Linked DNA regions of Homo sapiens: region 2 is linked to region 1. A link is a loop called in an ENCODE intact Hi-C map of the cell type or tissue named here. Cell type or tissue: endothelial cell of umbilical vein. All regions are shown on one strand. Links, peaks and the distances in the headings refer to the core of each region. The heading gives the core; the rest is flanking DNA.

Region 1 (8,305 bases), core at 1,408-6,407:
TAAATAGCTACTCCATTGTCAGAATTCTAAAAGGCAAAGTCAGGCAGAACAACTTGCACCAGGCATTTTCCCCAGAAGGAAAGAAGGAATATTCAGCTTGGTATGCCTGGTGGCTACCATACTGAACCTTGCAAAGGCTCTGCAGTGAGACAAAAAACATGGGTCATGCTGTGACATTCTGGAAGAAACTTCTGGGCCAAAACTAGAGAGTTATCAGTTATTCTGAAAGACCCTTGAGCCCCTGAACCCCTGCTCAGCACAACAGGCCTCCCAGCTAAGCCCCCATACCCCTTTCTCCCAGTACCTCAGGTATGTCCTCTGAGTCCACAGTGTGTCCTTATTTCCAGGGTATGTCCATGAGTCATCTGCTAGAAGCAAAAGAGAGTAAATGACTTTCACTGGACTGACTAGGATGGGCCCAAAATTCACCTCCTGAGATGGTCCTGGAACCACTGAAATATTCTAAACACTGACATCTGACACTACTTACCACTAAAATGGAAACTTTGAGAGTATTGTAATGGGGTCCCAGCTCACCGTTATAACCAGTTATTTTTCCATTGTAAAAGGGGTCTCAATTTACCATTATACCCCACAGCTGAGACCTTATTTAGAATTACATAGCACTTTAGTAATTATAAAATTGCTAATAATTCTAAAGAGAACTGTAAGAGAAAGACATACATTTCTTTGAGGATAGAATGTGATTGGCCCTGGGTATACAAGCACAGGATGGCTACACTAAAAAGCAGAACAAGGCAATGGAATACATCTTGCACCAACAGTAAGGATAATTTACATTCCAGAGCAACATGACTTAAATAACAAAGACCACTTGGTCCCTTGGTTTGACAGGCAAACGAAGGCAAGTCCAAAAGAACAGGCAGCATGAGAAAGCATCTCCGCGATTCTGAACTGAGATACCTTAAAAGACTAGGATTATATTTTGTTTCTGAAGCCTAAACCTGGCTAGAAGGTATATATTATTCTATTTAATTACAGAAATTGATGCAAAATATAGTATTTATTTTTAGTACTATTAAAGCACTGGATCATTACTTAGGGAATCTTTATTCAGGTTACAGGGATCACTGCAGTAGGAAAGTTCTCTGTTAGGGACTACATTTGCAGTGAGCACCACGTTTCATCTAATGCTTTAACAATAAAGCAATGTGTAGACAAAAATGTCTACATTAAAGATCCAGAAATGAAAACAATAATTTGTGATACCACATTAAAAATTTAGAAAAGGAACAGCAAATTGAACCTAAAGTAAGGAGGATGAAGGAAATACTAAAGGGAAGAAATCTTGAAACAGAAAAAAAAAATAGAGAAAACCAATAAAATCAAACATGAATTCTTTGGAAATAATTAATAAAATTGATAAGCCTCTATCTACATAAATCAAGAAAAGGGGCAAAACATACAGTATACAAGTTATTAATATCAGGAATGGGAACGAGATCATGCAGGCATTAAAGGGGTTGGGCCTGATCACCTCAACATCTAGCTCCAGTTAAAAAAGGGGGAGAATCAGGAGGTTATGTATGCTAACCTCCAAAAACATATGAAAGAGACAGTTCAACCTACTGCACCCTCAGGGGAAGCTCCGGAATGGCCACCCCCACCTAAGCCTTGTGAACTGCAGGCATGGGAGCCTGAGATGCCGTTTGCGGCACCTGTTATTGCACAACCTGCCGTTAACTATGGTAAAAATCAGACTCAGCCACCAGTTAATTACGGTTAAAAATTCAGACTTGTCCACCTGTTAATTATTCCAAAGAGATGCTTCAGGCTCCTCCCAACGTTAAATATGGGACAATTCAGGCTTCCATTCATCAGGCACGAGAAAGTGGGGACTTGGATGCTTGGCAGTTTCTGGTGACTGTCATACCAGAGGAGCAGCCTGGACATGCTCAGTCACACTGGGAGCCATTCCCTTTTAAAATATTGAAAGACTTAAGGCAAGCAATTGGACAATGTGGGCCAAATTCTCCTTATGTTCATTCCCTATTACAATCTGTGGCTTACAACCAGCACTAATGATTGAGGAAAAAATACAACAAGCTCCATTCACCTACAGGGGTTATTGCTCAGAGTGAGGACTTGGTTGAATGGTCTTTTTATAGTTCCAATGAACAAAAACCAGATTCGACAGGTTTTTATTAACTCCTTTAATTGGCAAGTAAATTTATTGGCAAGTTAATTGGCAAGCTGAATTCATAGGAAACCTTAACAATCATTATCCAAAAAATAGGATTTTTCAGTTTTTAAAATTAACTACATGAGTTCTGCCAAAAATTACCCATAATGCTCCCTTAGAAGGAGCAGTGACTGTATTTACAGACGGCTTTAGTTCTGGAAAGGCAGCCTGTGTAGGACCTAAAAATTGAATTATTCATACTAATTTCCATTCAGCTCAGAGGGCTGAATTACAGGCAGTTATAACTGTGTTGAAAGATTTTAATCAGCCTGTAAATATTGTCTCTGGTTCGGCTTACGTTGTTCAAGCCACTCTAAACATAAAAACTGCATTAATTAAGTACATTGTTGATGAACAACTTTATCAACTGTTTTCTTCCTTACAGAAGGTGGTGCATCATCAAGGTTTTCCTTTTCATATTACACACATCCAAACACATACTAATCACCCTGGGCCCCTTGTAAGGGCTAATAATCAAGCTGATTTATTAGTTTCTCCTGTACTCACAGATGCCCAAGACTTTCACTCCTTAACACATGTTAATGCAGCAGGACTTAAACAGAAATATCAAATCACCTGGAGACAAGCAAAGGACATTGTACAACATTGTCCTCAGTGCCAAGTATTACAATTACCACATCAAGGAACTGGTGTTAACCCTAGAGGGTTGGCACCTAACAAAATCTGACAAACTGACGTTACCCACATTCCTAAATTTGGTAAACTTTCTTACGTTCCTGTAAGTGTTGATACATTTTCAAAATTCATGTGGGCTACCTGCCAAACTGGTGAAGCTACAGCACGTATAAAAAGACATTTGCTTTCTTGTTTTGCTGTTATGGGCATTCCACAGGAACTTAAAACAGACAACGGGCCAGGCTACTGCACTAAATCTTTAGAAACATTCTTACAACAATGGGGTGTTCGACATAGTACTGGCATACCCTATAATTCTCAAGCACAGGCCATTGTTGAACTTGCAAACAGAACTTTAAAAACTCAATTACAAAAACAAAAGGCAAAGAGGGGGGAATACTCCACTCCCTATATGCAGCTACAACTGGCTCTTATTATTTTAAATTTTTTGAACTTGTCCAGAGATCAGTTTACAACTGCAGCAGAGCAGCATCTAACAGGGCAAAAAATAAATCCCCATGAAGGAAACCTTGTGTGGTGGAAAGATGTCAGAACAAAGACCTGGGAAGAGGGGAGAATCATTACATGGGGTAGAGGGTTTTCTTGTATTTCACCAGGAGAAAATCAGCTTCCTCTCTGGGTGCCTACAAGACATCTTAAGCTGTGCCGTGAGTCAGAATCCAAGGAAGAGGAGAAGACCTCGGAACTTTGCACTCCCAACTTGCCTGATGGCTCAAATGAAGATTTCTGCTGAGCAGAAGGTGACCAGCAAGACTCACCAGTCAACTCCACCGACCTGGGGGCAGATTAAGAGATTGACCCAGCTTGCAGAAGAGGACCTGAAGTCTCAGGACAAACCGTGGACCTCCTGCAATCTGCTGGTAGCTATGATGGTGGTAATTACCCTGGCAGTGAGTCTCCCTGTAGCTGAGGCTGATCAAAATTATACCTATTGGGATTACATTCCATTCCCTCCACTGATTAGACCTCTTACTTGGCTGAACTCCCCAGTTGAGGTTTATGTTAATAATAGTGTTTGGATGCCCGGACCAACTGATAACCAAGGCCCTACTCATCCAGAGGAGGAAGGTATGTTAATAAATGTGTCCATTGGTATTGCTTTCCTTCTATATGTCTGGGGCCTGCAGCAGGATGTTTAGATTATGACAAACAAAGCTGGATGGTTTATGTCCCTGCACATAATGGATCAGAGGCCTCTATTCATATAGTTAGTGGAAGGAGCTTTCAATCTAAAACAAAAGTCATATCCTCAGGAAATTCCTATCGTATAGCTAATATTCTTACTAATCAATTTAGGCCAAGAAAGAAAAAATGCCCAGAACAATTGACATTATGGTCTAAGGAAGCTGAGGTGCTGACTTGGGAAGATTGCATTGCAAATAGTGCTGTGGTACTGCAAAATAACTCCTATGGAATCGTTATTGACTGGACCTCTAAGGGGCAATTTGCAGTAAATTGTACTGGACAGCACAAGGGATGTCAAGAGCGCAGCTTGCCAATTGACTATTCCGAAAAGGCACCTACCCAAAAGTATAGAATAGAAGCCGACTTTCCTGTCTTCTGGGAAGGCAGTGATATGGTTCCTCCATGCCCTAAAATGATTGATCCAATAGTAGGTTCAGAACACCCAGAACTGTAGAAATTAATGATGGTTCAAACCCCAATATGGATTTGAAAAGGAGAATATAAAACAGAAACCCATAGTAAAAAACTTCAATTTGTTGTAGCTTAGTCCTCTAATCAGATGTCCCATTACAGGGTTGTGTTAAACCTCCTCTTATGTTGGCAGTAGGACAAATCAATATTTTACCTGATTTTCAAACTATATCATGTCTTGGCTGTCATCTTTTCACTTGCATTGACTCTACATTTGATAAGAATAATAGTATCTTGCTTGTCAGAGCCTGAGAGGGAGTTTGGATACCTGTTTCCCTTAATAGACCTTGGAAAGCTTCCCTTTCCATTCATATTGTCACTGAAATACTAAAGGGAATGCTTAATTGAACAAAAAGGTTTATTTTCACTCTTATTGCAGTTATTATGGGTACCATAGCTGTAACAGCCACGACAGCAGCCACAGGTGTTGCTTACATTCTTCTGTTCAAACTGCTGATTATGTTAACCAGTGGCAAAAGAATTCTTCTAAGCTTTGGAATACCCAGAAACAAATTGATCAAAAATTAGCTAATCAGATTAATGATCTCCATCAAACAGTACCATGAATGGGGGATTGAATTATAAACCTGGAACATAGAATACAAATACAGTGTGATTGGAATACTTCTGATTTTTGTATTACTCCTCAATCTTATAATGCCTCTGTGCATCATTGGGAAAAGGTTAAACACTATCTAGAAGGAAGAGAGGAAAATCTAACACTGGACATAAGAAAATTAAAGGAACAAGTTTTTGAGGCATCTCAAGCCCACTTAACTCTCTTACCTGGTGCTGATGCCCTTAATGGAGCTGTTGATGGGCTCTCTGACCTGAATCCTCTGAAATGGATTAAAACCATTGGAGAATCAACTGCTACAAACTTTGCTTTAATTTCTGTTTGTCTATGCTGCTTATTTTTAGTCTACAGGTGCAAAAGATGCCTTGGGAGAGAAGCCAGACACCACAAGCAAGCCATGATAGAAATGGCAGTTATTAATTAAAAAAAGCGGGGGGCAAGTGCTGGTGGAAGGGATTATGGGGTGCCAGTTTAGCCAGTCACCCCTGTGTAGGACACCTATGGAATACCATAGGGGGCCCCTGAGGAGAAACATCTCCTTATTGCCATTGTGTCCCCATGCCAGTGAGCATGGCTGAAACACTCCCTTGAGCACTGGAATGTGACCAGACATCCTGACTTTTTGTAAAACCAACTCCTACCAGCTGCAGCCCAATAAGTTAAAGATTATCTCAGTAGTTAGACATATGCTTTTAGCTTAAAGGAAATTCACTTAACCGTCACTGCTATAGATCTTTCACAACCGAATGACACACGTACCCCTCCTTCACCATTTCACCCTGTACCATCCCCTTCTTAGATCAAAAAATTGTACTCAATAAATTGTCAGGCAGCCAGAGCTCTGGGCCTTTTGCAGCCTTCCCTCCAGCAACTGGCCCCCTGGACCTACTTTAAATCTTAACTTGTCTTTTCTCATTCCTTTGTTGCCACCAGACTTTGGGTACCCGCAGGTAGTGTTGAGGCTGGACCCCAACAAAAGGGATGATAATGGACTGTAGTAATGCAGTTTTGAGGACTGAGGTCAGAGGAGAGAGATACAGATGGACATCTCTGAAGAGCATGAAATGTACAGACATGTGTACCTCATATTAACACTGATTAAAGAGAATTCAGAAAAGGATATTAATTAATATACCCAATTCTGTGCACATCAGCCAGCCTCTTCTCCCAGCCACACCTGTCCTTGCTTAATAGGCTCATCACATGGTGGTAGGGATGGGGGTTATGCATGAATGCAGCAATTTTGACTCCCAGTCTCTGAGGCCAAGCTGGCTACAGCCACTGTTAAGTGACCAAACTAATAAGAGCTAAGACCAACACTGAGCCTTTGATCCAACACCATATCCCAGGGAGATCAGTTGGCCACCGGGGGGCATGTATCCACTTCTATGATAGAAAGAGCAGAACCAATGTTTGATATCAGAATGGATCTTCCCACTATTGATCCTAATGAGCCATGTGAAATTGTGGCTTCCCTTTCCCACAGCTTTGGGTTATGTTGGCCTCAGTTCCCAAGGAAAGAATGCTTCTCTCATGAACACAATGTTTCCCTAACTATTGGGGGAAACCACCCCCAATATTTCAATGTAGGTTCTTTCTATTTTCCTTAAGTGTCAGCTGGCTGAGAAATAAAGAGAGACAGTACAAAGAGAGGAATTTTACAGCTGGGTCGCCGTGGGTGACATCACATATTGGTAGGACAATGATGCCCCCCTGAGCCTCAAACCAGCAAGTTTTTATTAAGGGTTTTAAAAAGGGGAGGGGGTGCAAGAATAGGGAGTAGGTACAAAGATCACATGCTTCAAAGGGCAAAAAGCAGAACTACTAATAAGGGTCTAACAAAGATCACATGCTTCTGAGGGAACAGGACAAAGGGCAAAAGCAGAACTACTGATAAGGGTCCAACAAAGATCACAGGGCAAAGGGCAAAAGCAGAACTACTAATAAGGGTCTATGTTCAGCGGTGCACGTATTGTCTTGATAAACATCTTAAACAACAGAAATCAGGGTACAAGAGCAGAGAACTGGTCTGACCACAGATTTACCAGGGCAGAGTTTTCCCCATCCTAGTAAGCCTGAGGGTACTGCAGGAGACCAGGGAGTATCTTAGTCCTTATCTCTACTGCATAAGACAGACATTCCCAGAGCGGCCATTTATAGACCTCCCCCCAGGAATGCATTCCTTTCCCAGGGTATTAATATTAATATTAATATTCCTTGCCAGGAAAAGAATTCAGTGATATGTCTCCTACTTGCATGTCCATTTATAGGCTCTCTGCAAAAAGAAAAATATGGCTTTTTTTGCCTGACCCCACAGGCAGTCAGACCTTATGGTTGTCTTCCCTTGTTCCTAAAAATTGCCATTATTCTGTTCTTTTTCAAGGTGGACTGATTTCATATTGTTCAAACACGTTTTACAATCAATATGTACAGTTAACACCATTATCACCGTGATCCTGAGGTGACATACATCCTCAGCTTACGAAGATAACAGGATTAAGAGATTAAAGACAGGCATAAGATATTATGAAGGTATTATTTGAGAACTGATAAATGTCCATATTAAAATGAAATCTTCAAAATTTATGTTCCTCTGCTGCAGCTCCAGCCGGTCCCTCCATTCGGGGTCCCTGACTTCCTGCAACACCTAATAATATAGGAATGTTCAGATTATGTATTTCTTCTTAAGTGAACTTTGGTAGTTTCAAGAAACTTCTCTATTTCCTCAAAGTTGTTGAATTTATTGGCCTAAAGTTTTCCATGATATTCCCTTATTATGATCTTAATTTATATAGAATCTTTAGTGATGTAATAATTGATATTTTATACTTTCTCCATATTTTTTCTTATACACCTGGATAGAAGTTTGCCAATTTTATTGATCTTTTTAACAAAACAGCTTTGGATTTTTTCATTTTTTAAAATATTTTTCTGTGTTCTATTTTACTGATTCCCATGTTGATCTTTATTTCTTGTGCTTACTTTGAGTTTAATTTGCTCTTTTTTCTTATTTCTTAATGTGGAAACTGATGTCATTGATATAAATTTTTTCTTTTTTTTCTATTACAAGCATTTAGAGCTATAAATCTCTTTCTAATATTGCATTAGCTGAATCCCACAAATTTTCATATGCTGTGTTCTTCACTCATTTAAAATGCTTTCTAATTTTCCTTTTGACCTAGTTTTTGGCCCACAGATTATTTAGAAAATGT
Region 2 (6,663 bases), core at 9-5,008, 79 kb after region 1:
GAGTCCCCAGCCTTCCTTATCATAAAGTCATAATATATTTTTTACACTTAAACTTATTTTTTTACAAAGGAAGTTGAAGGTAACATCTGTGCTGTGTTGCAGCTGCCCCAACAACCAAAGATTGCTGTTGTACCATTATTTGTACAGAATATAATTCTCTGGCTGAACCTTATCTGACGTTTACGGTCTCTTTTATTTTATCTCACAAATGTAAGGGGAAAAGTGGATTTTCAGAAACAGTCATCCATTAATGATTAAAACTTAAAACAAATATCAGAAGCCCCAGAGACTGTTTTTAAAAATTGTGTACTAAGAGTTAGTAGTAGCTAGAGGTGATTCATTCATTCATTAAAAGGGGAAATCGTTTGTAATGTTAAGCTAATATCAGAGTAGTTTTTGGGAAGATAGATGTGATTGAAATATTTTGGTATGTTCTTGGAGTGAAACAGAAAAACAGATTGCCTACCCTACCAGACATGACTGTTGATATACTTAGACAAAATCTTGGCTTGCAATGTTGTTGGATTTATGCAAAGCCATTTTCTTAAAATATCTGAATCTGAATATTACCTTTATTTTTCTCTTGGCATCTCTTTTATAACCAAACATATCTTAATTTCACCTGAGGACAGACGGGTGCCTCCAACAGAATTTAGCCATGTTCATGTGCTTAGAAATTCCAAAAAGTAAGCATGTTAATACTTTTCGAACCACCGTTCACATTCCAGGTGTTACTGTTTCGATTCAGCGTGCCGATGAGCCCCTTCTTTCCTCCATAGCTCTGAATAATAGCATATATACCCCAGGCGCGGTGGCTCACGCCTGTAATCCCAGCACTTTGGAAGCCTGAGGCGGGCAGATCACGAGGTCAGGAGATCGAGACCATCCTGGCTAACACGGTGAAACCCCCGTCTCTACTAAAAATACAAAAAATTAGCTGGGCGTGTTGGCGGGCGCCTGTAGTCCCAGCTACTCGGGAGGCTGAGGCAGGAGAATGGCGTGAACCCGGGAGGCGGAGCTTGCAGTGAGCCGAGATCGCGCCACTGCACTCCAGCCTGGCCAACATAGCGAGACTCCGTCTCAAAAAAAAAAAAAATAGCATATATACATAAAGAATGGAGTCGGTTGGGCAAATGATCACCTTTTCATCCAAAACACAGAGCCCCCTAAGATGTTGGAGTGAAGAACACAACAAGAATGAAAGTTCAAAATGAGGCTTCCCAAATTTTCTTTCTAAATGGAGTAGCATGAGCCCACAGTACAACTCAGCTAACATCCATACCACATTAGACTGAGAAAAGTAAACCTGAAGAGGAAAGATTAGCCGGAATCTGCCCAAAATAGGCCTACTCCAGACAGCTTATAACATGGAAAAAGGAAGCCCCAGGCAGGCTACGTATACATGGGTGTAGGGAGATCTAGGAACCTGTTTCCTGGTTTGAGGCAAAGTAACATTAGTAGTGAGAACTAAAATACAATCTAAAAGCTATCAGTGAGTTGGTAATAGGTAATGCAGATGTCGACAAAACCATAGTTTCCTACTGTCAATAACAAACCTGTTTCTATATTGCAACAAATAAAATGCTATAATGTAAATACTGAAGAGTGATCCCATTTATAATGAGTTGGGCCCTCTAGGAAAACTCTTGTCAAAGCAGCAATTCTCTACTTGCTGTGTGATTGTAAACTTGACTTTGGAACTGGCTCTTGTAATACAGTCTACTATAGTCTTCATACATATTACCACTGTATTCATACATATTACTACTGTAGGGGTTTGGAAATCAAGGGGAAAAATTGTGGGATGTTAAAAACCACAAACTTATTTCCAAACCTATGGCTTCAAATTTTACATACTTTGCTTGGTGCCCAGATAAAGAGCTGTACAATGTTTTTTCTGCATCCAGTGAAATGATCATGCAATTTTTGTCCTTCATTCTATTAATATGGTGTAATACATGACTGATACTTGTATACTGAACCTGTCTTGCAACAACTACTACATGTGCCCCCAGGTTATGTGTTAATAATGGGTGCGAGATTTTCCATTATACTAGCTCTATCCTGCACAAAAATATCATGCCATCAAATGCAGAAATCGTTAGCGAAAAATTCTGGACATAGTATTTCCAATAAAATCAATAACTTATTAAGCAGTTCTAAGTACCCTGTGAGGAGCCAATATTGCAATGACTTTTAGAACTCCACTTAGAAGAAATGAACAAGTCATTGATCTTAAGCTACATGAGGAGGGGCCGCAGAGAATATGAAACTACAAGGGCAAATAACAAGCCATTTCCCAAAACATCCCCTAAGAACAAAGGAAGCATGAAGCCAGTCACTGCAAAACAGGAAACACACCCCAAAATATCTTCTCTCAGCCAACATGAAGAGATTTTAAGATAGCGGGGAAAACATGAGAACCTAGGAAACTGAAAACAATCAAACAACTGAAATAACAAGCAGCAACCGGCAAACAGCTAGGAAAAAAAGCAGCTGGAGAAAATTCAAAAAGAGATAGCCCTTCTCCAGGAGCTAGAAGATTTAGAAATGAGTCTTTTAGGTATTTAAAGAACATAAATTGAATGCCAGAAATCAGTATAAATATATCTTCTTGTTAAACCTGATGGGGTACTCTAAACATTCTTATGCCCATACTTGATGATCATTTATAATGTATCCAATATTCTGAATATGTGGGGTTTTTAAATGTTTATTAAATGGACTTTTCCTACCTTTCAATGTAATGTAGAAGGGGGTAGGAATGAGTTTTTTTAACCAAAGCTTGACAGACTAAAACAGAGATATTATTATCCACTAAAGAACAGTCTCTCAAGACACAAATAAAAGCGTCTTACACTTTTTTAAAAGAGGAAGGAGCAAAAGGAAGAGTGATCAAAATCAGGAAGGAAGGCTGCATGCTGACTCTGCATGTTCTCTGCAGAACCTCCAGTAAAAGTTCCTGAAACTAAAACAACAGGAAAAAGAAAAAGTCGAATAGGAATAATTGTGTGTGTGAATACCAGGGTGTTTTTTTTTTTTTTTTAAAGTAACAGTAAAAACACCACATTTTAGGCTTTTGGAGTCTTGCACCAACAAAGAAACAGTGCATAATTCTGTAGGACTGAGGAGGTAGAGAAAAGGCTGAGGAAAAAGAGGACTCTTAGAAACAGTGGGGAGGATCTCAGGATTTTTCTTTCTTTTAAATTAGTACTATATTTATTCTTTTTCATTACCTTGTTCCTTTTTTAATTTTTATTTCAATGGTTTTTGGGGTACAGGTGGTTTTTGGTTACATGGATAAGTTATCTAGTGGTGATCTCTGAGATTTTAGTGCACCCGTCACCCAAGCAGAGTACACTGGACCCAGTGTCGTCTTTTATCCCTCATCCCCCTCCCAATCTGCCCCCCTCCCAGTTCCTCAGTCCATTATATCATTCTCGTGCCTTTGCGTCCTCATAGCTTAGCTCCCACTAAGAAATGAGAAAATACACTATTTGGTTTTCCATTCCTGAATTGCAAGTGGGATCTCCCAGGGCACCACTGGACAGGTCAAATAATGACATTTTTCTAGAAATGGGACTTTTAAGGGGCTCTAACTCCATTCAGCTCCCTTCAGTGGCTTCCAGGCTGCTAGTTTTCATAGTGATTTTAGTTTTTTGGTTTTCAAGGTTACCACAGAGTTGGGGGTAATGAGAAAGGGGCAAGTTGAAACATGACAGAACTCACTATTCTTACTATTTTTCTTGAATGAACACTCTCAATATTGCTTCAAGCGTTGGGTTGATACCCAGAGTTCTGAAAAAAAAAAAAAAAAAAAGAGTTGATTCTGACTATTTTTTGACAGTGTTCTCTATCTTTGTGGAGATTTTTGGAGGACATTATTCTGCTATTCCCACTGACATCATCTCACAATTATATTTGTCTTATAAATATATAGCATTATGGTTGCAGTGTGAAAGGTAATTTGAGAGAAGCAAGCCTCGAAACAGGTTCAATCCAAAGAAACAGTTGCAACAATCCAGTCCAGAAACGATGGTGACCATAACTCGAGTAGAGATAAGGAAAAAAAAAAGTGGATGCTCCAGAGAGACATGAAGCCTTTATAATACACAACTCTTTTGTTATTTGTTGGAAGAAAGAGTCAAGGCTTCTGTCATGGACAACTAGACAGATTATGGCACCATTTGCAAAATAGGAAACCCAGGAAGGAAGGGATGAACAGCCAGTGGAGCCAAAAGTGGTGCCCGTGAGAACCTCATTACCCAGTGAAAACACAAATAGAAGAAAGACCAAAGGTGTTTAGCGCATGCTCCAATACCCAGTAGGCCTTGCAGTGTTGACTTGAAGCTGTGGTGGCCAACAGGATTGAAAGGCATGCTTTGTAGTTAACAGTGCCTAGTAAGCAGCACCCAGTGGAGAAGGATTTGGATCAGGACAAAAGTAAAACCAAGATAAACACCACGTGACAAGTGACAGAAATTTTCGGTAGCTAATGTAACTCATCCATTGGGAAACCTCAGAAATAAATTGAGGGAAACAGGAACTTGCTGGCAGCCCATAGTGCTGCAAGAGCAGGTGGGTTGCAAGCTAGGAAAACATTCATAATTATTGTCGACATGATGTCATTTTAAACTTCAGGTTACTGATGATTTTTGAAGGACAAATTACAAGTATATTCCCAGAGGGTCTTTTAGGCATGACACCTTGGCCCTGGCTTGACCCCTTTTAGTCTAGCCTACACGCTGCCCTATAATCTGTGGGTCAGGAAACGCAAGCCCGCCACACTACCACCCACCAACATACATGAGGACGATGTGAAGTGAAGAGCAATAAACAGGAAGTTTGTAGCTGAAGAGGAAAATGTATCATGCTGATCATGCTGTTCACAACTAGATTTTACACCAGTCTGTTGAGCACATCCTGTGTGTATTCACAGAAATACAGAGGTGCAAGAGTGAAGGCCACGGAGGTTTCTCATGAACATCAAGCTGCCTCTCATGGGAGAACGGGAGGTGGGCCTGCCGATGCCTTCATCTGCTAGGGAGGATGATAGTGTGCTAGTGGTAGAGGCTGGACCAGTGGGCCCATGGAACAAGCTAATGTAAGGATGAGCTAGGAAGGAGAGGGTTTTTACTGAAAAGGTGGATGCTTCATTTGAGGGAGGAGGAGAAGAGGCTCATAGCCAAGTGGCCTGGGGATTCTTCTAGGGAAGTGAGCTTGCTGGCAGGCTTCACAGATCATGTCAGCAACTTAGCTGACTCCCTTGCAGAAATTTAGCCAAATTTTATGGGACTTTCTGTCGTCATGGAATCACGAAACTATTTTTTTTTTTTTTACTCTTTATGCTAAGTTCATCACAAAAGCCTTGTTCTTCAGTAAATCTTGCTCAGTGCAGGAAAAGAGAGAAATGAAGTGAAAAGGATTGCTCTGAGGAAGGAGAGGAGGCTGGGGGTGCTGGATGACCCTTTGTGAAAAATAAGCATGTTCTTAGTGCATCAGCAAAACAGAGGCACTGTAAATAGGCAAAAAACATTTCCTTAGAAGTTACCTCTCCCACTCTCTAACCAAAAGAGGTCTGGATCATCTGTACATCCTGCAGTCTATCACATTGGTCCACTGTATCAGGGTCTCTCAGCCTTGGGACTATTGACATTTTGGTCCAGATAACTCTGTTGTGGGGGACTGTCGTGTGCATCTTAGGATGTTCAGTAGCATCCCTGGATTCTATTTACCACATACCAGTAGCACCCACTCCCTGTTGTGGCAACTAAAAAATTCTCCAGGAGGCTGGGTGTGGTGGCTCACGCCTGTAATCCCAGCACTTTGAGGGGCCAAGGCGGGCAGATCACGAGGTCAGGAGATCAAGACCATCCTGGCTAACACAGTGAAACCCCATCTCTACTAAAAGTAATTTTTAAAAAAAATTAGCCGGGCGTGGTGGTGGGCGCCTGTTGTCCCAGCTACTCGGCAGCCCGAGGCAGGAGAATAGCATGAACCTGGGAGGCGGAGCTTGCTGTGACCCCAGATCACACCACTGCGCTCCAGCCTGGGTGACTGAGGAAGACTCCGTCTCCAAAAAAAGAAAAAGAAAATTTCTCCAGGAATTGCCAAATGTCTTCTACAGGGCAAAATTGTTTCCAGTTGAGAACTAGCACATTACCTCAATGATGTCACATTGGAGAGGCAGGACAAGCAATAGGTGGCCAGCATGATAGTGGCCTTGGTAAGACACATATGTTTGAGAGAGTAGAATATCAGTTCTGGACTTCCAGCTCAAGGAGGGTCTTCAGTGAGACATGGAGGATGTCCGCCAATTATGGCAGTGAGGAAGGGATGCCACTCTTGAAGGCTTTCACTTCAAGAAGAAACTTGCCATTCAGCTCCAGCTGCAACACTGTCAGGTCCCATCTGAGCTTCTGAGCTGAAGCCATGCTTTCTCCAGCCAGTCCCCAGCCTAAAGCGGAGCACAGCAGAGCTCCTAGTGTCTGTCCAATGCAGGACTTGGCTATTAATCTGTCTTTGCCCCAGAATTCCCTATTGAGTTGGCCTGGGCTTTGCCAGGCTCTTCCTGCCCAACTCAGCTCCTCCCCACTTTTCTCTTGCAAGTGTCCAGTCTAAATGACAGTCTGAAGGCTTTCCCTGCCCAATTTGGCTTCTTCC

The links. Peaks named below come from ENCODE experiments on the same cell type or tissue, not always from the same donor. Only the 100,000 strongest peaks of a DNase experiment are listed, where the experiment ranks them.
Region 2: a loop joins it to region 1, with 6 times the contacts of the local background. A loop is called at or near these places in 5 of 110 quality-filtered maps.

What each region holds. Positions count from the first base shown.
Region 1 is chr7:150,558,836-150,567,140 of GRCh38, reverse strand. It overlaps LOC107986860 (endogenous retrovirus group K member 19 Env polyprotein-like), which reads left to right and starts at 3,039. Exons shown (of 2, transcript XM_017012936.2): 1 at 3,039-3,928. The coding sequence starts at 3,358. In endothelial cell of umbilical vein, for the core only: no CTCF peak of the experiment used is centred there; a DNase peak (open chromatin) is centred at 4,010; H3K27ac peaks cover 1,935 bases.
Region 2 is chr7:150,479,955-150,486,617 of GRCh38, reverse strand. It overlaps the pseudogene EIF2AP1. Among named protein-coding and RNA genes, the nearest start is that of GIMAP7, 32 kb to the left of the region's middle. In endothelial cell of umbilical vein, for the core only: no CTCF peak of the experiment used is centred there; DNase peaks (open chromatin) are centred at 2,227, 2,447 and 2,897; H3K27ac peaks cover 2,423 bases.